3 separate regions of the Homo sapiens genome follow, and regions 1 and 3 are each linked to region 2. A link is a loop called in an ENCODE intact Hi-C map of the cell type or tissue named here. Cell type or tissue: ascending aorta. All regions are shown on one strand.

Region 1 (8,000 bases), 330 kb after region 2:
CCTGTGCTCTGCACTGAATTATCAACTCTTTCCCATTCATGATTAGTCTGAATACTTTCACCTAGCCACAGAACCACAGCTGCCAAAAATGCATGCAGGCACACCCTCATATTCTTAAAATGAATGTACTTAACAAATTTCAGAAGCTCCCTTGTTCAATGTCTCAAAATTTTCTGCTGTCAGTCCTCTGTTCAACCTTAAACTAAGCTTCTTCATGTAATTATTCAAGACTTAGAAGTAATAATATGCCTAAATTCCAAAAGATGGTTTGAAAGGAATCTTACTAGTTCATTTTTACATTAACCAGTGGGCATTTGCTTAAATGAGGGAGTTTCCATTTGAATGGAGGTTAATGTCTACGAAAACTAGGGAGAAGCATTTGGAGAGATAACTTTTATCCCTAAGGTTTTCACAATCCCACAACCTCATTTTTCCGAAGTCATTCTATACTACCTATTGGCTTTGGTTGGTTAATCCTTTTGTATAAGGCAGGTAATGCGGCCTTTCCTATCAAAGGTAATGAAACCATTAGTGATCAGATCTCTTGACTATCAGCACCAAGCCACAAGAGTGGCTGACACTTAGAGTCAAGTGTTAATGTCAAGCTGGCTGTGACAAGCAGAGGCTTCCTCAGTTCACTTTAGCTGAGGATACTTGTGGTTGAATTGGAAATATGACACCCCAGAGACCCACTAATGCATGTCTACTCAGCCCTTATCTCATTATCAATGTTGTTTCCTTACATTCTGACATTAATTAATTACTTCCCCCAATTAGACAGCACTTTATGCCACACCACCTCAAACAACGCTGTCCAAGCTGCAACTGGGCACTGTTGGATCAAAAGTCCAAGTCTGATGCAATGCAGTTCCCCTATTGGAGCCTGGGGCTGAGAGTGGGCTGATTTCAGCAAGATGGAAAGCAGCCTGTGCTGAGAACCCTGCCTGGCAGAATCGGCACAGGTCACAATCTCTGAAGCATTACAACAGGTTTTATAATGTTGCATGCCCTGTATGACAGGATTTTTCACTCAAGTTTTGAGCTATAACTCATTGGTTACTCTTAGGTTTTGTCCATCTGACTTCCAGCAAAGCTTCAAATATTGGTTTGGTTGATGAAGTCCCTACTTTGTTTTCTTATTCTGACAACATGCATTTTCAGCATTAGTCTACTGAATTCTTCTAAATGTCACTAAGACTTGGATAAGCCCAGTTTTTCTTGTGCATAAAAAGAATTCTAGGTTGCGCAGGGGGCATTTTTAGCTAAACCCTCCCCAGAATCACAACCCCCCTAAAAAAAATAAACTAAAATACAAATTTATAATTCCCTTCCCACAAGTAGCAAAGTCAAGGGTCTTCATTAAAGATTATGGGAGTTATGCCCCCACTATGTCAGGGCACTTCTCAGAATAACTGCATTTCCTCAGTTTTCTCCATGGTTTCTAAGTAACAATGCTGCACAACTGGATACTGTACTAAGTTCACTCTCAGGGCTATTTGTTGCCCTCTGGAGCTGTGTGCACATGTAGAAGTTGGGTCCACCTTTACTGCTGGAAAACACATTTATGTAATCAGCTCTTTCAATAAATGTCACATATTTTAGATAGAATTACAAAGAGAAAGAGTTGCAGAACTTTAACCCTTTAAGAAAAGTAGATTTTTTTTGTCTTCATTATTTAAAATGTAACCCTAGGACTTTGGTTAGCCATAAAAGAATCGGAATTTATAGGAAGACAGAAGAAACAATGAGATAAAATGAGTGATGCCAGATGAAGAAAAAGAAGAAAGAAGCCAATTCTATAGCCTGACTCAATAGTCAGTTGAATGTTGCCAAATTAGAGAAGATTATTCTCTTGGACTTCAGAACTTAAATAAAGAACTAAGCTTGAGTAGTCAAGTAAGACTAGATTTGATTCATTCTTGGAGATTTCTTTCCATTTGAGAAAACCATAATTGAAATGCAATGTCACAATATGAAGTATTTTGCTACCCTTGACCTAAAAAGTATACTTTGTCCTTAGGCTTTTACTTTTTTCCAAATATGAACATGTAACATGTATAAATATATACATCTAAAGATGGCTATATGCTCAACTGTATTTGTGATGTGTACACACAAAAAGAAATTCTAAAATCTTCAAACTCCAAATGTTAAAGGCATCATGTATATTATTCTGACTCTGTTAATACTAGCAATATTATCATTCCTAACTTAGAACTCCCAAAAAAAGTCAAGTAGGCAAGAAATGTGTCCTGTCAATCTTAAGAGAGATTCAAGAAACATGTTGTAATTATAAAACAGGCTGCTTAGGAAATTATTACCCTGCATACACAAATAGCAGCATAAATTCTATGACTGTTAACAGAAGTATTCAGTATATATTTATAATATCACAGGCAGATTTCTCTTAAGTAAAGACTATCACAATTATCATTTCAGTAATTTTCCCCAAAGCTATTATATGCATTATAATCAAAAAAGGAAAAAAAATTCTGTACAAATTATGTATTCTGAATAGTAAGACAATTGATTAGCAAAAAAGATGCAATGGGTGAACTAGTAGAAAGAGTGAGGGAAGTTGTGCCAGTAAAGAGAGAGTTTGGACAAAAGAGAAGGAAGTTGTATGAGAGCAAATTTGCCATATAAATCAAGTCACTCAGTTCTTACACTTTATACAGTCCAAGATAAGTAGAAGCTTTTCATTCAATGACACTTTCACTATCTTCCATGGTGATAGTAGTAATAGTGTGAGATTTTGCAGGAAACTCCAAGGGTAGTTCTTATGATATGTTTTCTCGGAACTGTTTTGAGATAGGGGAGAGGGCCAAGCCTTTATAATCCCACATTAGTCCTTGGATGTGGGTTACCTTGAAAGAGGTATGATTTGGCATAAAGAACTAAGTTCTATTTTTTCTTTTATTTGTTCTGCAAGCTAGGAAGCCTTAAATTCCCCCTTGGTGTCAGCCGCGGCCTCCACTAAAGCTGCCTCAGAGTTCAATTTCTTCCTCCTCACTACTTGCTTCTCTTCCCTTCGATGGGTGTTACTCTCAAGGACGCACCTAATAAGCCTCCTAGACACTCATCTCCATCTCAGATTCTGTTTCTGGAGGAACCCAAGTTGAAGCATCCTTGAATTCCAAATCCCATGCTCTTCTAAGCTAATCATGCTAAGCATCTTGTGAAGTTTGTCCATAGCAGATTCAGAGCACTCAATCATACAGAACAGACAATTGGACATTTTTATGTCATCTCAGAGGAAAATCACATTTGCTTTAACTTTTCTCATCCCCAATTATCTTTTTCTCATCCCCAATTATCTTTTTCTCATCATTGATTCTTAAAATCCCTTTAACAATGCAAAATCTTTCATTCTACCATCATAGATATTTTAATGAAAATGCAGTTAAAATCACTGCAGTGCATGATATTTAGTTCAAGGGGTAGGGACCCAGCTACTGGAAGGCTATGGGACCATGCTGAATAATAATTCAATCTCCCTGGTCATCACTAGCTGTGAGTTATATCTACACACTCAGCAGCCATTTTATACATAAGGGTAAGTGTTTCACAGAATTCCTACCTTAGCCCTGTCTTATATTTTAGCTCTCTGTACAAAGGTACAATACATCTTTTATTCATGAAGATTCAGTTTTGCCTATCATTTAACATTAACATTTAACACCATAAAGTCATAAAGCTAGACAGATCTGCAGAGGTCATCAGATTGGATTTTGTCCTAATTATTAAAGAAAAACAATAAAATATTATCCTCCTTGTCCTTCTTACTCCACAAGAAATGGATGAAACCAGCTCCAAATTTGACCATGCTTCCTTGACCATTTTCTACTCCAAATAGAACAAATTAATTACAATGAGAAACTGCAATGTATGGCATAAAAAAGGGAAAAGTTTAATATCCAGGGTTTATACATAAGCACGGATACATGCACTTGATCATCCATGCACACATGTATACACACTCCTACTGATCCCTTATCACAGCCTCTCTGTTTTGTTGTTGTTGTTTACCAAACTATAATTTTGTAGCAGTCAGTGCAGAACAAATTATGCTGTGACAATAAACAACCCTTGCAACAGCAAAGCTAATTTTCATGCATACTACCCATCCATCAAATATCTATGCCACACTATTTCATCCTGGTACCCAGACTCAAGGAACAGCCTGATCTATCTCCTTCTAGACGTTTAGCATATTGATATAGTGTGAAATCGAAGAAGGTTTTAATTTTTATAATGTGTACTTGGCATAGGAAGCAAATAGACCATTTTTTGACTTAAAAACTGGAAAACAGAGCAGTAAAGACTTTCTCAGACATAATTTCCATTATATGGAAAATAGATTTCTGTTTTCTAGGTTGAAGACTTTATTTTTGCTTTAAGGATATAGTCTAGGAAAATGTGCTGTCCACTTTGAAGTAAAGTAAAAGCAAAACTGCAATCCTTTGACCTATCAACTTGAGATCAAGGTAAAAGTGATTATTCAAGGCAACATCATGTGATAACTTACAAAACTTATTATTTGCCATCTGTGTTCCTATTTTCTCCAAGTTTGGCTGCCAAATCAGTTTTAAATTTTCTATGGCCTCACACCCACTGAGAAAAGTGCCTCAGCCTAAGGGTCTTAGCTGTAGTCAATGACGGCTCTAAAAACAAAGCAAAACAAAATAAAAACTTTGAGAATTCCAGTTCAATAATAGCTCCTAGTATTTCCTTGATGTTCTCACTTCTGCTGAAAATTTTGCCTGTCTTAATTTTGGATTGGGGATTTAAAAAACAAATAAACAACCTGTCTCCTGGTTCTGGGCTATGTATTTTACTTGTCCTTACCTTAAATGGTTGGCTGATTTAGGCTCCTACCTTCAAGCCCTTTTTAGGACACAGCATTGGAGGAACCTCTGTCTTAAACTCTATTTTCTCAGCAAGCAACCTGAGGTAGCAACACCGGAGTGTGAGTTATTGTAGAGTCACAGAAAAAAGAGACTGACATAAAATAAATAAACAAAGACCAAATAGAAAAGCAGCCAAGAAAGAAGTAAGAAGAATAAATAGCTTGAATAGGCATTTTATAAAAATACCTAAATGATAAGGAGCTTGTTTTAACGGAGAAATTGAAACCCAAAGCAAATTTTCATTATTATGAGGAAGTTTACTTGTTCCAGATGCCAAAGGATCACACTGTGACTTTAGGGGGAAAAGTGACACATAAGTAAGCACTCTCTTTTCATTGTTTGGGTTGCCTCATACATAAAGTTAGGGAAGATCACATCTTGAACCAAGAATTACAAATTACCAAGACTACTGCCCCCATTCTTGGCATACCATATGCCTAAGGTGGCTGTAATTAGTCACTTCTTTGGATCAAGATACTTGGGCCCTTTGGTCAGCTGTTAATATGATTATATTGGGTTTTTTTATGTAATAACTTAGCTATTTTTTTTCTACTATCTATCAAGTTCTTGAGACAAAAAAAAGAGAAAGTTTCCTAGAAAATGAGAAAGAAATGTTTAGGCTCTGCAGTAGCACTAAGGGGTACCCTCAGACAGCTTAAACTCCACTGCCCAACCTCTCCCAAAGTCAACTCTAATACATGTTTAATCTAAAGAAAATGGTGTGTCTGTTCTTAATGCAGCTTCCCTGCAAATCTCGCAGACCTTCCCTTCCAATCAGATTGCCATCCTAGTTTCCTTATACAAAGTCTAGGATAGCAGAACACAGGCCTCTCCCCATCATGAGCATAGCCAGAGAGAGCCCCACCTATGGAAACTCTGGAGCGCAGGTGGGTAGCATCTGAAATCTGAGGAACTGACTTAATGAAACTGGGGAAACACCTATGAAGTGGGGAAGGGAACCTGGTCAGTTCATGGTGGTGTCAAAATATGTTAAAGGCTGGATGCAGTGGCTCCTGTTCATAATCCCAGCACATTAGGAGGCCTAGGTGAGAAGATCACTTGAGCCCAGGAATTCGAGACCAGCCTGGGCAACATGGTGAGACCCTGTTTGCACTAAAAATAAAAAAAAAAAAATAGCAGGGCATGGTGGCACATGCTTGTAGTCCCAACTACTCAAGAGGCTGAGGTAGGAAGACCACTTGAGCCTGGGAAATCGAGACTGCAGTGAGCCATAATTGCACCACTGCACTCCAGCCTGGGCAGCAGAGAAAGATCCTGTCTAAAAAGAAAAAAAAAGTTTAAGTGTGGTTCACAAAAACACAAAACCAAGAACAAGTAACAAGAAATCAGAAGTAGCTATTGGTGCACAGAATCAGTTGTTTGCATTGGCCAGCAGCAACAGGAAACTCAGTAGCACCATGACCCTGGGAGGTAGGTGCACTCAGCCAGAACTTGGAAGTTCAGAGAACAGGATTAAACTCCCTGGAAAGATGATTGTAAGAATTAATCAAGGCACCAGGGCTTCAGTCAAGAAGGCAAACTGCAATCTGTTCTATAGAAAAACTAGCCTATGAAACAAGGAAGCTACATGAATGTCTGACTGGGCCAACAACCAGGGGAGGCTTTGGTTCAGCAAGGTTATGCCCAACACAATGTAACTCAATTCCCCCCAAAAAGACAAGCTGCCATGCAAGGAAACTCTTGACTTAGGACCCAGACTGTGTTTAGACCTGAATATAAGCCCAACAATACTTGTCCTTGGGAAACTGAGGAAGAAAAGGCAAGAAAATCGGCTGGATACTTTTTTAAATAATCTATATTTTATGATTCATGTTCTGAGAAAGCTCTCATGCTGAAATTTACATAGTTACAAATATTAAAAATGGTTGGCAAATACTATTTTTGTTTTGCTAGGTTCTCAGAAAGAAAATACAAAGGGTAGCATATCTTTTGTGAGACATTTATCTTAGAACAAGCAGTTACCTTATTTCCTGGCCCCTTTGAAAGCATTACACAGTAATCTGACAATATATTAACATTCACATTTGAACCACTGACTACATTCACAAGAAACAAACATTTCTACTTTCTTGATGTTATTCATCTGATGTTTACAATTTGACATGTAGTTCTTCATTCATATCAGCTGTCTATATATATATTATATATATTTATATATAATATATATATATCATTATAAATATTTAAACCAAACCATACTTGAACATCTCAATAAACTTCCCTATTATTGTGACTGTATATGCAGAAGCTCTTGAAAACATGATCCGTCCACTGTGGATAAGAGAAAGACCTCTCAACGAATGAAAACAAAGCTGTCAGTCGGGGAGGAAGAGGGTGACCAAAGAAAAGTTGAAGGGGACTCTGTGTAAAACATATCTTTGTTTTTCCATTTAAGAGTCACATTTAATGAAGAAAACTTTATACACAAATATGTGAAGTCTCTTTCAGATGATACTTTGCCTCTCTTATGGCTTAAAGATACTAATGTGGAGGAAATGCCTTGTGTCTCATGTTCCATCCTGGCTTGTGTGAAATTTTATTGGCTTTCCAAGAAAAAAAAAACAGGTCAAATATAGTTTCCATCTATTACGTTCACAGAGCTACTAATAAACTTGAGCCTCATTTCATGCTGATAGCTGCATAGTGTCAGCAAAATTCCTTGGAAACACATAGACTTATGATCCTCAAATAAAGAGATAGTCAAACCATAAAGGGATTCCAGCATTCAAGAGGATTCAACTGTCTATGTCCAGACCCACTAGATGTCACTGTGTGCGTGAGTACATTTGCATAAGACTGACACATGTTGAAGAGGAGAGGAAACCACTGTGGGACAGAATGTCAGGTAACAGAGGTTGAGATTGATGTACATATTTACAAGCCAGGGAACACCAAGGATTACCAGCAATACCAGAAGCTAAGAGAAAGACATGGAACAGATTCTCCTCTACAGCCTTCAGAGAAAGCATGGCCCTGCAGAAAACTTGGTTTGGACTTATAGCCTCCAGAACTGTGAAATAATAAATTTACACTGTTTTAAGGCACCTCCTTTGCAGTACTTGATTACAA
Region 2 (8,000 bases):
ATGATAATAACATTTATACTACATATATTTGGCACTCTTTTGCAATATAATTTCTCTGAAGACTTTAAGAAATCCCTCAATCAGAGATCTATGAGGTAATATAAAACATAACATAGATAATTCATATTTTAAAGTAATACCAGCCTGTAAATTTAAAAAAAAATCATAATTTATAGTTATCTGTCTTTTTACAAAATTATCCTTTGGAAACAAAAACCTCTTACATTCGCCGCTCATTGTTTGCGGAATCTACAAATATATTCCATGAATGTGCTGCAAGTAGTGTCCTTGGCCACTGGTTAGCACCCACCATTTTCCTGCCCCAATTCCTGCTTGCTGTGGTGGAATCTCCTGTCTCTGTTGATGCCAAAGCAGCAAATGTGCCAACAAATATCCTGTCTATGGGGAAAAAGGAAACCTCAATCTGAAACAGCCAAAGAAAACTGCTGACATCAAGGCAGTTCACAGCATGAACTATGAAAGTTCTATACAGAATTTACTCAAAGACCATCAATTTTTATCTGCCCCCCCTTTTTTTTTTGATAGTACAAGTTGAACTCAAAAATTGGGCCATCCTCAGAACCAACTGCCTCCTCAGCCCTTCAACTTGACATTGAAACAGTTTCGCCCTTAAAATTTACAAGGAGAAAGACCATCCCAATGATGTTAAATAACAGATTCCTATGAAAGCCATAAAAAAGAATGTTTATGTGCAATCTACTGATTTTTAAGTCTTGATAGCTAATTTAAACCTTGTGAATAATATTCTTATTATAATATAGAAATAAACTTTATGCATTACATGTAGAAAAAGAAGAGTTGGGATGTCTATAAAGAAGATTATTTTTAAATCAATTCAGTTCAACAGTATTGTTTAATAGTTGGGGAAAAATCTAGGTTTACAATCAAAGCTCATTAAAATCACAGCACTGGTGAACTAGTCTACAGGATGAATTCCTCCTTCTTCATCCTCAGGAAATATTCCTGAATACTGTTGTGGGAACAGCTCTTAACTGGACAGCTGTTATGTACATCTTTAGTAGAGACAAGGTTCCTGAGAAACTCTTATGTGAGATATAATTTTGCCTCATACACCCTCTTTACTTTAAAAAAAAGCAAGAAGTTCTGACATGGATAGGAAATAAGAAGCAAGTAAAAAAATGTCAGCAATTCCTGTGTGGCATGGCATAAATAATATGGCTGTGTGCAAGAAGACTGTAGAGAATATAAGGACTTTGGGGAAAATTGAGGCTGCTGGAAAGGATAATGGTTAAAACAAGGAGTAGCCTGGGGGACCATAAAAACTCCATGATCTCTACCAGTCTCCATCAAGCCACCTCAAAGAGACATACTAAAGAAAAAGTCTGCTTGCTATGCAAATATAGCTTTGAGACAAATATGCTATTCCACCCTTCAAAAAAAATTGCTGTCCATAAATTTCCCTTGTGAGGTAAGGCGAGAGCAGGACTGGGAGGGGAAGCAGCACAGTACTGCACTGTCACTGCTACCCAACATGTCTACACAGAGGAAAGTAAGGTAGCTACCACAAGTCTCTGGACTCCTGTGGTAATATAAAGGTAATAACAAAGAAAACTAATGAAACTTTTGTATCATGGCATAAAGCAAAAGGAGATTTTATAGACAAATTAAAGTTTTGAAGTTTTGAAGTCAGCAATTAAGCTTTTGATTAATCACAGAAAATATGTTCTTTTCCTTGATTTGAGAATAGCTTCTGGCAAAAAAACTCAGCAATGTTGCACTCCATCAGATTCCACTCTGCAGTAGAGAAACAAAGTAAAATCCCTAAAATAAAGATGACTCAGCACCACAGTTCTCACTCCATGAGGTTTAGATTTGAGTATGAGACACCAGTTTAATAAAGATCTTAAATCAGCGAATGATAAATCATAGTCATTTCATTTTTTAAATTTTACATAGTTCTTCTTGGCTGTGTATTTAAAAATGATTGAATTTAGTTTCTATTGAAACCTGTTTCTCCATAGCTTGAACAGAATTCAATGTGATCACATAAAACTATAATTGATAACACAAAAACTTCTCATAAGACCTGAAAATAAAATGAATACCAAGAAAAAGAATGGTATGGTTAAAACAGTTGTACAAATCTTAAACAGATTAACATAACTTTGTTAATTGTAGTCCATCATTCAAATATTTGAGGCTTTCATATTTTCAACAAAGGCAGACTCTAACAAATTTTATATACTGTCAGAAAGGCTTAACATCAAAGATTTCTCTTATCTGGAAAATGTGTGTGGCACTTCATTGTGGATTTCAATTTGCTGTGAAATGCCCTGAAAATTGATCTTCTGAACCCCGGATTTTCCTGATATACTTTAGCATGTGATTTCAACAGCTGTAAATTCCACTTGTAATTTAGTCATCAAAAGTGACTAGCGGATTAAACAATAAAGTGGCAAATGTCATCTCACACAAAGAATAACTTGTGAGTGAACGTGATTTAGAATTCATGAAGTTTGCCTACCAAACAGGACATTTGGAATTGCCTGTGGAGATAAATTTACTATGCAATTTTTCTTTGGAGATAATTCATTTGGAGACTATTAGAAATATAATACTGTAACATTGATTGTCTTAAAGATAATTTGTCTGCCACTTTAGCCCAGAGTTAGGCAAACTATACTTCCTGGGCCAAATCTGCTGTACCTCCCATTTTTGTAAATAAAGTTTTTTGGAACACAGCCACACACATGCATTCCTTATTGTCTACGGCTACTTTTGTGCTACAACAAAAAAGTTGAGTTGTTATTACAGAAACTGTATGATCTGAAAACCCTAAAATATTTATAGTCTTGCTCTTTGTAGAAAAAGCTTGTCAATCCCTATTTTAGTCTTTATTATTTGTTATACAAACAAGACTTAACATTTATCATGATGAGAGCTACGTATCATTTATTATCCACCAGGCATTGTATTAAACTTTCCCATACTTCTTTTGTCTCACTTCAGTTCTGTGAAGTATTGCTATTCCCATTAAATATATGAGAAATGAGAAGCTTAGGAAGTGTAAGTGCTTTGCCCATGTAAAGAGTGGAACCAGGATCCAGCCTCAACTCTGAATCAAAACCCATATTATTCCTCTTAATCCATCTCATCTCCAATAATTCCATGGTCTTCCTTTCTCCAGACAACTTACATGATTTGAATCTAAGAGAAATAGTGCCAATAGATTTAGTAAGTGTCTTAGACACTTGGATGTGAAGTTATACTTAATATAGAAGAAAGGGAGAAATAGCTTTTAAAGTTTCCTGGAAGTATAAAGAATTCAATCTAAGTACTCAGATCGCCACAACCTGTTTCAAAGTTTTCAAATAAGCCAGTGACTACTGGGAGGCACAATTTGGTTATTAATAAGTAAGTGTCTTTTGGCAAACAACATACGTCAAGCTTCACCTCTTCATCTTTTAAGAAGAAACAAAATACATGGGAATTTGGGGTTATCACAAGAATATCTGCATGCTCAGTCTTGTCTGGCCAGTTTGACCTTCTGTCAAAGTGTTATGAAAAAATAGTTTTTACTCAAAGCAGACAGGCAAAACAGTCAGCTGTGACTTTTGGCAGAGGACTTTTTTCCGCACCCCGACCTGCCCATCCATAGACTATTTATTATTTTTCTCCTGAAACAGGTATGCCTCGCCTGCTCTCCAAGATATTTCATTATAGTTTGAAAATCTAGTATGAAAACCTTAAAATTTCAAAGGAAAAGTATTCTTAAAAGACATCTAGTCTAACTCTCAATTTGTGAAAGAGTAAACTGAGGACTTCATCCCAAGGTAGGATGTAAGAGGTAGGCTGTCCCTGACTCCACTCACAACTGTACAGTCAAGGAGCATCAATCACATGGACACAATGCAGAACCCTCCAGGCATCCCGTGAAAGGCATTGGACTATTCTGTAAACCTACTAGTCATCTAGGGAGTCCTTCTTTTGAGTTTGGAAATTATGCAAATTAAGAAAATATATTTGGTTTACAAAGAATAAATACGATCATCAATAAAATGACTGAAAAGTTAAATCATTATGCAATCTGAGATGATATTATGAGTCATAGCCTGCTGTCCACTCCCTTCTAAAAATATAATTTTAGTACTTATGACAAAAGAAAAATTATGGAATTTTGACATTAATTGTTAAATTGTTTGCTTCTAGTTGTGAAACCATTTTTTAATAGCCTAGTAAAAGCAAGCGCTGTGTAAAAAAATTATTTTCTTCATCTTTTCATCTTTCTTTGGCCCTTCTTCCAACCCCAACCCTTGCTGTCTCTCCCTGTTCCCAGTCCCCTTTGTATCTCCACCCAAGAGGGAAATGCTATTTCTGAACCATGAAAATGGGGATATTGAGATCAAGGAATTTCTGGAATTGTTGAGTTTCCATGCTGGAGTGTTCTTTGCAACAGTGGCCAAAGTTCAAATATTAAATAATACATTTAAAATTACATTGACAGAACTCAGGGGCATATTTTCACTAAATGAAAAGCACAGGTCTCTTAAGTACATATGTCCTCATTTGGTTTCATTTCTTAGACCAAGTTCATATTTTTTTCACTGTCTAAATGTGTACAGAGTTTCTAGCCAGGCTGTGACACCCCACTTCCATGTTCCTTCCACAAATTAAGCTACTAAGGACATTTTCCTGCTCATATTCATCATTTGCGTGTCCTCGTGGTGTTGCATTTGATAGTGGAAAATATTATCAGCATATTATTCCAATGACTTTGGCAAAATAAACTCTCCTTAATAGTAGTCTATTACATACACTATGTGGGACCAAGACTTGCAAAATTTTTCCCCCTGTTCTCCCTGAGTCATCTTGTCTGGCATTTCACAATACATTCCAAGGAGCAACAGAAGGAGAGTAACCGCAACAGTAGCAGAAGCAATTCTTTGAGAGGAAATGCCTTTGTTTTAGGGGAGGAAAGAAAAAGAGAAAAAATAAAGGGAGGCAAAGAGAGGGGGAATCAGCATTGTGAGAGATTAAGAAAATAAAGAAAATAAGGAATACAGGTTATTCATTATTCACCTTCTTGTAGGATGGTTCTAACAACTCAGTGGGTGAAACACCAGAAGATAAGGTGTGAGCTTCCAAGTTTAAGTTTTAGTCTTTGATATGGTGCTATTATTTAGTCTAAGGATTTTCCTACTGTGTTCAATGGCATTACGCACAAATAAATACCACTTTCCTTTCCAAAACAATCTCCAAGTGTGGGTGATTGAGGATAGTGGCCTCAAATTTTCTGCTGACCTGGGGGATATTAATCGAGTTTTTAAGGGAAAATCAAGGATTTTTTTTCTCACCTATCAAGTGAAGCTACTATTAATTAAATGGCAGAGTCCACCAAAAAGACCTATCATCCCAGAAACAAAGGTATGCAGTTTGTACCTACACTTTGGCTAATTATTGAATAATGGTAAATGGATGTATGATAGCACAGATAGGAATAGTAAAGGATCGTATGAATAGGATCAAGCAGAAACATATTCTCAAGCTGTTTCATGCTCCCCAAAAGATGCCTGAGAATTGTACACACTGGCCAAAATGTTTTTGAGACTATTTTTCTGACATATTGCTGACCTTGTATTTCTACAATTTGAGTTTCACAAAGGCAGTATAGTTAGGCATAGACAACATACTTTAGAATAGATATTCTTTGTATAAAAATAATATTACCTTGTAACAAAGCAGACAGAAGGCTGAAACTAGCTCCAGGTCAACTGCCTTAAATGGTTGCATGTCTGGAACACTTTAGATTAAGGTCAGGAAAGGAGAGGTAACTTCATCAACTGGCTTTATTGCCATAGTAAAAGAATTTAGTTGTCAACTAATACTTTCCTAAAGACAAGCCTGGGGACAACAGGACCTCGTGGCACTAAATGCACTCAAATAAATAGGATGGAGGTAGAAATTGAGATAAAAATCCTGAACTTTCTAGAGCTTAGTCATTTGTTTATATTACAGAGTATGGGGTTAAGGAGAGGCTGATTAACAAAGTTTCTACAGGAGGATTTGTGTTACGTTCTGTCATTCTACCACAAAAAGTTGTCAAAGCATTTGAATTGAGTTTAGGTCTCCCATCCTACATACAACTGGGGAGAGACTGAAATGTATGCTTGCCAATGACCATTAAGCTCGGTTAGTTCTTCCTCAAAGGGAAAAGGAACAAAGGAAAAGAGTGTTGCAGCATCAGGGAGCTATTATACAAGGTTGGAGTCCCAGGAGGGTGCTTCAGTCTTTCTATGTTCCTGCTTTTTTTCCATAAGAGAGCACAGCTAGGAGTTGTTGTTATTGTTTTTAACTATAACTTTTATTTTAAGTTCAGGGGTACATGTGCTGGGTTTTTATATAGGTAAATATGTATCATGGGAGTTTGTTGTACAGATTATTTCATCACACAGGCATTAAGCCTAGTACCTATTAGTTATTTTTCCTATTCCTCTCCCTCCTCTCACCCTCCAGCCTCTGATGGACCCCAGTGTGTATTGTTCCCCTCGATGTGTCCATGTGTTCTCATTATTTAGCTCCCACTTGTAAGTGAGAACAACTGGTATTTGTTTTTCTATTCCTGCATTAGTTTGATAAGGACAATGGCCTCCAGCTCCATCCATGTGCCTGCAAAAGACATAATCTTGTTATTTTTTGTGGTTGCATAGTATTCAATGGTGTATATGTACCACATTTTCTTTATATAATCTGTTGTTGATGGGCATTTAGGTTGATTCCATGTCTTTGCTATTGTGAGTAGTGCTGCAATGAACATATACATGCATGTGTCTTTATAACAGAATGATTTATATTACTTTGGGTATATACCCAGTAATGGCATTGCTGGGTCAAATGGTATTTCTGTTTTTAGGTCCTTGAGGAATTACCACACTATCTTTCACAATGATTTGAACTAATTTGCACTCCTACCCACAGTGTATAGGTGTTTTCAATTTTAAAACGTTGTAATTAATTCTCTCAGCAGAAATAATTTCTGCAGGACCCTGGTGGCAGTTGGCAACATGCTCATCTTTGACAGAGTTTACCAGTTATTTATAGCCAAAATAGTGTTGGATGACAAATCCCAGAAAACTCAGCAGCTTAGAATAATAAATATTAGCTAGCTTATAGGTCTTTAGGTTAGCAATTTAGATTGGGCTTAGCTAGGGTACCTGGGCTGACTCAGCTCTCCTTTATGTCCCTTTTATCCTCAGAAGGCTCACCTGTGTTTGTTCTCATGGTGGTCATCATGGCATGAGAGGGCAAAGGTGGTAACAAATAAGCACTTTTCAAGCCTCTTCTAGTGTCAACTCTGCTAACATCCCATTGGCCAAAGGCAGCCCCACTGCCAAACCAGAGTAAAGGGGGCATCACCCCAACCATGGCAAAGAGTATAGATGCACAGTAAGTGAAGAATTGGAGTCATCAGTCCAGCCTTTCACTCAAGGCAAACACGTGTAGTTATTTGGGTAGCCTGTGGGCCTTCAGCTTTCCTGGAATGATAAGATGCTGGCATGAGAGAGACAGCCGCAAGAGGGGAAAGACTTTTAAAGGAAAGAAATGTTTTTAGTAGAGTTAGATGAGCCCTTGGCCAAGCAGAAGAACAAGCCATGAAGATCTGTGTGAAATGACCTGCTGATGTGATTGGCAGGACACCAGCACTTTGGCTGGCTGTTTAGGAAAGAGAACACATTTTTTTTTCATAGCATCTGCTATATACCTAGAGTCTTATTAGGCTATTAGTATTCCTTATTTCAATGAACCCTTGCAATATTTCTAATGTTTTGGTGTAATTATCTCCATTATCTCCACTTTATAGGTGAAAACACTGAATATGGGTTAGCTTTTTAAAAAATAACAGTGCAAGCAAATGGTGAAGTTCCCTTTTCTGATTTCAGATCTTATACTCTCTCTACCACTGCATGTTGTACCCATATTTACATCTAGTATGAATCATCTCCTGTCAACTTTTTTCCTAA
Region 3 (8,000 bases), 130 kb after region 2:
CAGTTACCTTGCCAATTTTTTACTAATTATTCTGAAATTAGGTTTAATTTTACAACCAAAACATAAGACCCAAATTCTTAACTATCTCATTTGAAAACATATGAGTCTGAAACAAGTGTCTTATACAATCTCAGATCTAAAATTGAATTTCAGAAAGATACAAGAATAAGGTGCTATGAAATTAAAGAACATAATCTGGTGGATTTTTATTTTTCTGGAGGACCCTTTCTCCAGGCTGTTGAGCAAGGTATAATTTTCACTAGAGCAGTTCTGTACTATTTCTGCAACCAGGCATTATAAAAATGTTTTTTCCCATTCAAATTCTGCAACAAGCTAAAGACTTATTGGGAAAAAGAAAAGACGGCTTCTTGATTCTAAGAATGATCCAGAAAACACCAATTATGGTGCAAAATTAAAGTTTAATATTTCCAAATATAAATATATTTTTCTCTGTATCCAAGATAGCAATAACCAGTTATTGCAAGGGCATCTGCATTTTAACAGAGGAAATGAGGTAAGCCATAGGAATACATCTAACAGCAGGACTTCAGGCATCAGTCAACAAGACATGGGAGGTCTTCCTTAGAAAAGCAGTGATTTGGCAGAAAGAACTCAATGTCAGACAGGCTTGACTTGACTGGTGGCTGAGCCACTTACTAATCCTGAAACAAGAACAGGGCTTCAACATTTTTCTAAGCCTCAGTTTCCTTATTTCTTAATTTAAAAAAAAAAACACTTTACGTGGTTATTTTGATTATCATTTCAAACAAGGTAAAGCAGGAAGTAGGTAACCAATGCTAATCTCTATGTGATCCTGCTCAAAAAGTTGGTTTTGCCATCTTTAAAGTATGGAGTTCTCCACCAAAGCTCTGGCTGAAGAGTCAAATATATATATAATTCAAAGTAGTCTATATATTCCTGGCAAATGATACTTTAAGGAGATTAAAAGAGAATAAAAGGAATGCCATACATTAATTAAATACCTGCCATATAACCAGACACTATTTCTCCAAGCATAATATATGATAATTCATTTATTCCTGAGAAGTACCCTATAAGATAGGAACTATTTTAACCCCATTTTTCTAAGCATAGAAAAATGAATTTAAAGCCAGAGAGTTTAGTCATTTTTTCCAGAAGCCCTATTGATTTTAGTGAGAAATGAGATCTAAAGTCCATGATTAGATGAATTTAATATTTTTAAGTTATTTTATCATTAGGATATATCCCACAAAACGTGTATATTAAAATTACCCTATTTTGAAATCGCTTGGAATTTTATCTTCTCATGTGATTATACCACCGACAAAACATGTTTAGGTTCATTTTTAAATTTTTATTCTTAAGGATTATCCTTTTATTTAATTATGTAAAATATTTCCATAGTCCCCAAATTAAGCAAAGCTATATTTTGAGAAAGCTAGCTTTTCAATATTTTTAATATTTTATTTTTAATATTAACAGATATATATGTTTTATTTTTAATATTATTTTTATTTTTAATATTAACAGATATATATCTTTTTTTTAACTAAACAATAGCAAACTGCACAACCTTTCTTTTTGCCTGGAATTTTTTCTCCTTTGGATGGGGATATTAACATTTATCCTACTAGTCCCCTGTAGATAGGTACCTAGGTTTCTTCCAGTTTTTGATATTACAAATAGTTCTTTGAATAGCTTTATGCAAACAAAGTACATATTTTTGGTGATATATGCTTGAGATAAGTTTCTAGAAATACCATTTCTAAGTCAAGAGATAAATGGATATGCGATCTATCTAGATATTTTGAAATGTCTCATTATAGCGTTTGTGTCATTTGCAATTTCACTAACAATGTAAGAGTGCTGTTTTACCATAACTTCTTCAGCAAAGTATGTTGTAAGACTTTGTAGTTTTAATTTTTACTCATAGTGAGACATCATCTCAGTGAATTTTTTTCCTCTCTTCTCTTTTCTCCCTTTATCTCTTTTATGGGTATAAAACCAGGTTAGTATTACATGATCTCAATCCCAACACCCAAACAATCAATGATTTCATTAACTGTGGATACATTTCCAGTGGGACAATCATGTTTTTCTGAGGATTCTAATATTTGGAATTTAAAATACTAGTCTCTGCTGTCACATTGAGATGAAGTTGATCCATGGACCAAGAGCATCATTTTGATGTAGCCAGGTTTGACATATGGGCACAAATAGCAGAGTAAACAAATTATTTGGCAAAAAAAGAAACCAGAGGTACAGAGAGCAACAGAAAATGAAATCAAATGCCCCCAGATGGATGGAAGGAGTCATGTTTATTTGTGTGTCTGATCAAACAAAACTCAATGTGCAAGAATATGGCTTTCTTCATATTTCCACAAGCAAATGTAATTTCCATTGTGGGCTCCTCTCTGTACTGATATTAGAAAATATTACCTAGTCACTACCTAAACTTAGCAGACATTACTTTGCTCTATGCTGATTTTAAATTTCATAAGTTTAGGATTTAAACTCAGTTAGTTGAGGAGACAGAATGTTAATTTAGAACTTCTTCCTTCTCACTACGGAGGCTCTGGAAGCAGGCAGTCATTCATGGAATTGGTGGCAAAGGGAATCTGGTCCTTGACCATCTCTTAAAACTAGCCTCCACCGAGATACAACACTTTATATTTGGTCATTTTCACCATGTGCTATTAATGCTAAGGTCCCTAGGTTTACTATGGTGCCTGTTGTCCAAATTACAGTAACAGAAGTCTCCTTCCCTACTTGAACTCCAAAGCCTTTTGCAGTCTCTGGCTGCCTTCTTCCACACTTCCCTGGTATCCTGTGAGTCTTCCTTTAGGCCTGACTGCCTACTCTATGCTTGCTGTCTTACAGCTGTGCATCATTTAGGGTGCAGGGCTTCTTTGCAAGGCCGATGGGATCCTGGGCTACACCTGGAAGCATAGGCCAAGGTATTCTTGCTTTAGGATCCCCTCAAATTTATTTTTTCTGTTGTCATTTCCTCCCCAGGGGCAAGACTCAAGGTTCTTTAGGACTTGGAGGTTTTGGTTCATGACAGTGATTAACACTCCTGTCCTCCTCTCCAAATTTGGGAGAAAAACATCTCTTGGTCTAGCCCAGAAAAGGCACTTACTTCCTTTTTCGTGTGTGGGAAGAACTATGCACATCTTTCCAATGAAGCCATTTATGTAGGTCACTCAGGCACACAATAGCAAGACTGTTTCCCCTGGTTCCCTTTTCTCCCACTCCTTCCCTAAAGCAAAGCACAAACAGACCCTGTGAGCTAAAGGAAACGTTTTGGTGCAGAGTTACATGTATAGTTGCCTGACCCATTAGTCATCAAATCAGACAAGTCCACTCTGTGAATATAGATGACAGAAACTGTGTTTACCCAGCTGCTACACCTATACTTGAACTTCTAAAGTGGGCAAAACTCTATAGCACTTTAAGCTGTGACAGAGCTGGCTCTTGTATTTAAAAATAACATATAAAACTTTAAAAATTGAATGGCTGGATGTGATTAAACAGAAAAGGGATAATTCAGATTGAGTTTGTGTGTTGGTTGTGTCAGGTTTTTCACATGAAATACCTCATTTAAGTCTCATAACCATAAAGCAGCTAACAGATATTAGCTGCTTTATTTTGGGGAAGAGGAAACAAGATTGAGTTACTTAAGTTATAATGAGTCCACTGTTACGGGTTAAATTGCATCCCTTCAAAAGATGTATTGAAGTATTAAACCCGTGGTACTGTGAATGTGATCTCATTTGAAAATAAGGTCTGTAAAGGTATAATCAAGATTAGATGAGGTTATACTGAATTATGGCAGGCCCCCATATCCAGTGATTTCTATCTTCCTAAGGAAAAAAGATTTGGAGACAATCAGATGCACACAAAGGGAAAACAGCCACATGAAGTTGTAGACAGAGATTGGAGTAATGAAGTTAGAGCTGAGGAATGCCAAGAATTGCCAGCAACCACCAGAGGCTAAGAAAAGGCGAGGAAGTAGTCTTCCCTAGAGCCTTCAGCAGAAGCCTGGCCTTACTGACAACTTCAAACTTCTAGCCTCAACTGTGAGAGAATAAATTTCTGTTATTTTAAGCCACTCAGCTTGTGGTAATTCGTTACGACAGCTCTGGGAAAACTAATAAAATCCCCCATTCACTGAATGCCTACGAGGTCACAGACATTCTCCTCACCATCTATTATATGCTACTTAATTTAATTCTCATGCCAACCATCACCTCTGCTACAGATTGAAAGTTTGTGTCTCCCCAAAATGTGTATGTTGAAAGTTAATCCCCAGTGTGATGGTATTTGGAGGTGGGGCCTTTGGAAGGTACTTAGGTCAGGAGGGCAAAGCTTTCATGAACAGGACTAGTGCGCTTACAAAATGGACCCCAGACAGCTCTCTTGACCCTTCTGCCATGTGAGGACCCAGTGAGAAAGACAATTGTCTATGACCCAGGAAGTGGGCCACCACCAGCCACCAAATCTGCCAGCCCTTGATCTTAGATTTCCCAGCCTTCAGAATTGTGAGAAACACAAGTGCTGTTGTTTAAAAGCCACCTAGTCTATAGTGCTTTTGTTATATCAGCCCAAATGGACTAAGACAACCTTCAATTACAGAGATGACAGCAAGGCTTAGACAGGTTAGGTAGCTCACCAGTGTCAGACTATTTCAAAGTGATAGGGCCAAGTTTTTAAAGTTCAGAGTCAAAGAATCTACTATACTATAAATGCCTTTCTAGATTCACACAGCCAGAAAGTGAATTTGAAACCAGGTTTTCAGATTCGAACTCTTATTGTTAAACAGAATAAAAAGCTAAAATGCCACATTTTCACTACAAAGTTGACATTAACAAATAGAGGCTTGTAGGGATGTCATTGTAAGGTTCTAAGCATGACATATTAGACAAAGAATTATAAAGAAAGATTGCAATGGAAATATGCTAGTGAGATAATTAACTTAATTATCTTAAATTATTTGGTTTTGCTGCAGTTGTCTTGCATTAACTCTAACCACACAAGATGCAGTTAACAAAGATCTTTTTTGAAATTTTTCAATTTTTTTGTTACAGAAGATTTCAAAAATATACCAACATAGAATAATATCAGACACGCAAATATATAACATACGATTTCAATAATTATCCATTATTGACCAATCTTCTTTTATTTACATCTCTAGCCATCAATTCCAACATAAATTATTCTAAACAGAACTCCTATATTATACCATTTCAAACACACACACACACACATACACACACACACACACACACAATATTATCTAATTTAGGTATTTCTTCCTACAGAACCACTGTAGAAAAGGGAAAAAGAAAACGAGTTTACCTGACAGGTAATCTGGCACCACCTGCTCCCTACTGTAGCTGGACCAAAGGTTCTGTCCTTCTGCTTCTCCCTTCCTGCCTGGAGAAGGACTCAGGCTACCTTGCCAATCTTAATTCCTCAAGAAAAGTGAGTAAGTCCTACCAAGTCTAACTAAGAATTAGAAGTTCTTTGCCGGAGAAAGAAAATGGCAGCAGTCACCTCTAGCCATGTTTTTCTAACTCTCTTGATAATAAGAATCACCTGAGATTCTAATCACCTGAAGGTTCATTCCTGCATATTGCCCCATTGAGCAATAAAATATGGAAGTATAATTATTAATTATTTATCTGAAATAAAATACACAGAACTACAATTATTTATTGTTTATATGGAATTCAAATCTGCTGATATCCTGTATTTTATCTGGCATCTTTACTGGTAATGATTAAGAATAATGTTTTTAACATGCACTTCAGGTGTTTCTTGTTACAGTGTCTTAAGTAGAAATTCTAGGCAGTTTCATTTTTAGCCAAGCCTACCCTCACATTTCCAAGTGACCCTTATAAATGCTCAAATTGGCTGTGTAAATATCACTATCATTGTTACTTACCACTTACGAATACTTGCCATGACTTGCAATCATATTTATGTAGATTATTCAGCATGTGTCAGATGAAGTTAATTTATCCTTTGTTGATTATAGCAGTAAATTATTGATTCATAGTTGTTCTTCAAATTTTGTAGATCATAGTAATTGTTTCAATTTTAGAAATTAGAAGAAATGTTTCACAACACATGCTGGAAGCTGTAAAAGTGGGTCTTTGGAGGTGGCATGTAATGGTTCTTCTTGACCTTGAATTTATGACATCACTTGCAGCAAGCTCAGAAATGACAGAATGCGCCAGATCTTGACACAATGTTTTGTCCTCAGAGAATCCTCCTCTCTGGAATGTGCTTCTTCTTTTGGTCTGATGAAACACAAACTTCTTGGCTCAAAGGATATATTCAAGGGCCAATTGTTTACAAAAACATTTTCTTGAGGGCTTGAAAGTAGGGGTCTAGATGATAGATGGTGTTTTAAATGCATTTGCCATGTGTGAATCCCTGGAGGATCAGTAATGGAAGCATTTCCAAAAGTATTACCACTAATTAGGAATGTTGGTCTATGAAAAATTAGCCTCAGATACTTTGAAGGCTGGACATGTCAATGATTCCCAGATTTCTAAAGTCAAGGTGTGAGAAACTAATTGCCAAAAATACAAAGATGGATTTAATAAACATAACTGTGTCCAGCTTCAACAGTCTAGAAGCCCAAGAAAATTTCAGGATTTGATTTAACAGAACTTCCATGACCTTTGGTAGCCTTCCATTAAAGAAAAATCAAGCATATTTGATTTAAACAATTCTAGCCTTCAATGATAAATAAAAAGTATCCTTCACAAACATCTGAGATCTTGTAAAGTTTTTATTTTAAAAGGCCCAAATTTTCTCTAGGGTTTTAAATTATTTTCAAAGATTCGAAAGTTTTGGCTTCTCAGGACTAATACACTGGGAACAATGAAAGATAAACTAAGAAACTTTCCTCTCACAGAGCCTCCGGTTAAAAAGAAACATGATTTCTGTGTTCGGTCAGATTAGTATGTGAAATCTACTCAGATTCCACAAAACCATACAGAGTAACTGGCCCCTGACAGTCTCACTATATTTTTACCTTTAAGGTTTTGTTAAAATTTTGGATGATAATGGCTCTCCCCCAGCATCATTAAATGAGATGTACAATCAATCTTGAGTAAATTAATTGAAGAAAAAAGAACAAATGAATGAACATATCTTGAGTGAAGGACCAGCCATTTAATTGTGGGTGAAATTGCTGCTACAAGTTTTTCATATTAACAAGGATGCAATCAGCATAAAGAATGATGATGTTGAAAGTAACATATTTTCCTAACTGCATCAGTTACCGTGAAAAAGCAATAAACAATTCTTAAGAAAACCCTTCTGAGCAAATACTTTGGTTGTCCAAAATGAGGAGGAGCTGCCCACCCGAGTGTTTCAAAATCAGAATGATGACTGTCTTTTTCCACAAGGAGTATGCCAACTCTGAGAAGAGCTATGAGTCATGTCATTGATTGTATGCAGTTCTTGTTCTTTAAATTTTATTTTCATTACAAGTGTCTGATACTATAAAAATCAAAGGAGGGAAAAAACCTTAACCATTTCAGCAATGAACTCAAGGCCATATATTTGATTTTTAAAAATACCTTAAATCTTGCAAAAATCTTAGCTTTACTAATACTCGGATGTAGTGTTTATTTCTGACTATTTTAGTGCATGTCAGTTTACTTTGGACTATTTCAAGGCTTTCTTTGAATGTGGACATACTTTTCTTTGTTTGACATTAATTCAAGAAGCTTTATTTTACCACAGGCAATTATTTCCTATTGATTTTTACTACTAAACTCTTTCTCTTTTAAGACTAGTAAACTTAAAAATTAGTCAAGCTGTCTTAGGTCTTAGAAACTTGCTCTACCCCAAAATTGATTCCACTTACTTTTACTCAGTTCATCCAGGTAAAGTTTACATACAATAAAATTCACCAATTTTAAGTGTACAACTCAATGAGTTTTGAAAAATGTATGCATTCATATTTACATATTTCCTCATGCCACTTATAGTCA

What was found. Peaks named below come from ENCODE experiments on the same cell type or tissue, not always from the same donor. Only the 100,000 strongest peaks of a DNase experiment are listed, where the experiment ranks them.
Region 1: it touches region 2 in a loop (2.2-fold over the local background); 2 of 110 quality-filtered maps call a loop at or near these places.
Region 3: a loop joins it to region 2, with 7 times the contacts of the local background. A loop is called at or near these places in 2 of 110 quality-filtered maps.

Annotation. Positions count from the first base shown.
Region 1 is chr6:74,931,800-74,939,799 of GRCh38, forward strand. No RefSeq gene overlaps it. Among named protein-coding and RNA genes, the nearest start is that of SNORD156, 190 kb to the right of the region's middle. In ascending aorta, no CTCF peak of the experiment used is centred here; no DNase peak of the experiment used is centred here.
Region 2 is chr6:74,602,055-74,610,054 of GRCh38, forward strand. The region is part of intron 2 of LOC101928516 (a long non-coding RNA gene); the gene reads left to right. All of the region lies in intron 2 of LOC105377858 (a long non-coding RNA gene), which reads right to left. Among named protein-coding and RNA genes, the nearest start is that of SNORD156, 520 kb to the right of the region's middle. In ascending aorta, no CTCF peak of the experiment used is centred here; a DNase peak (open chromatin) is centred at 4,657; H3K27ac peaks cover 793 bases.
Region 3 is chr6:74,728,149-74,736,148 of GRCh38, forward strand. LOC105377858 (a long non-coding RNA gene) reads right to left here and starts at 6,217. Exons shown (of 3, transcript NR_187974.1): 1 at 5,933-6,217. In ascending aorta, no CTCF peak of the experiment used is centred here; a DNase peak (open chromatin) is centred at 7,373; H3K27ac peaks cover 416 bases.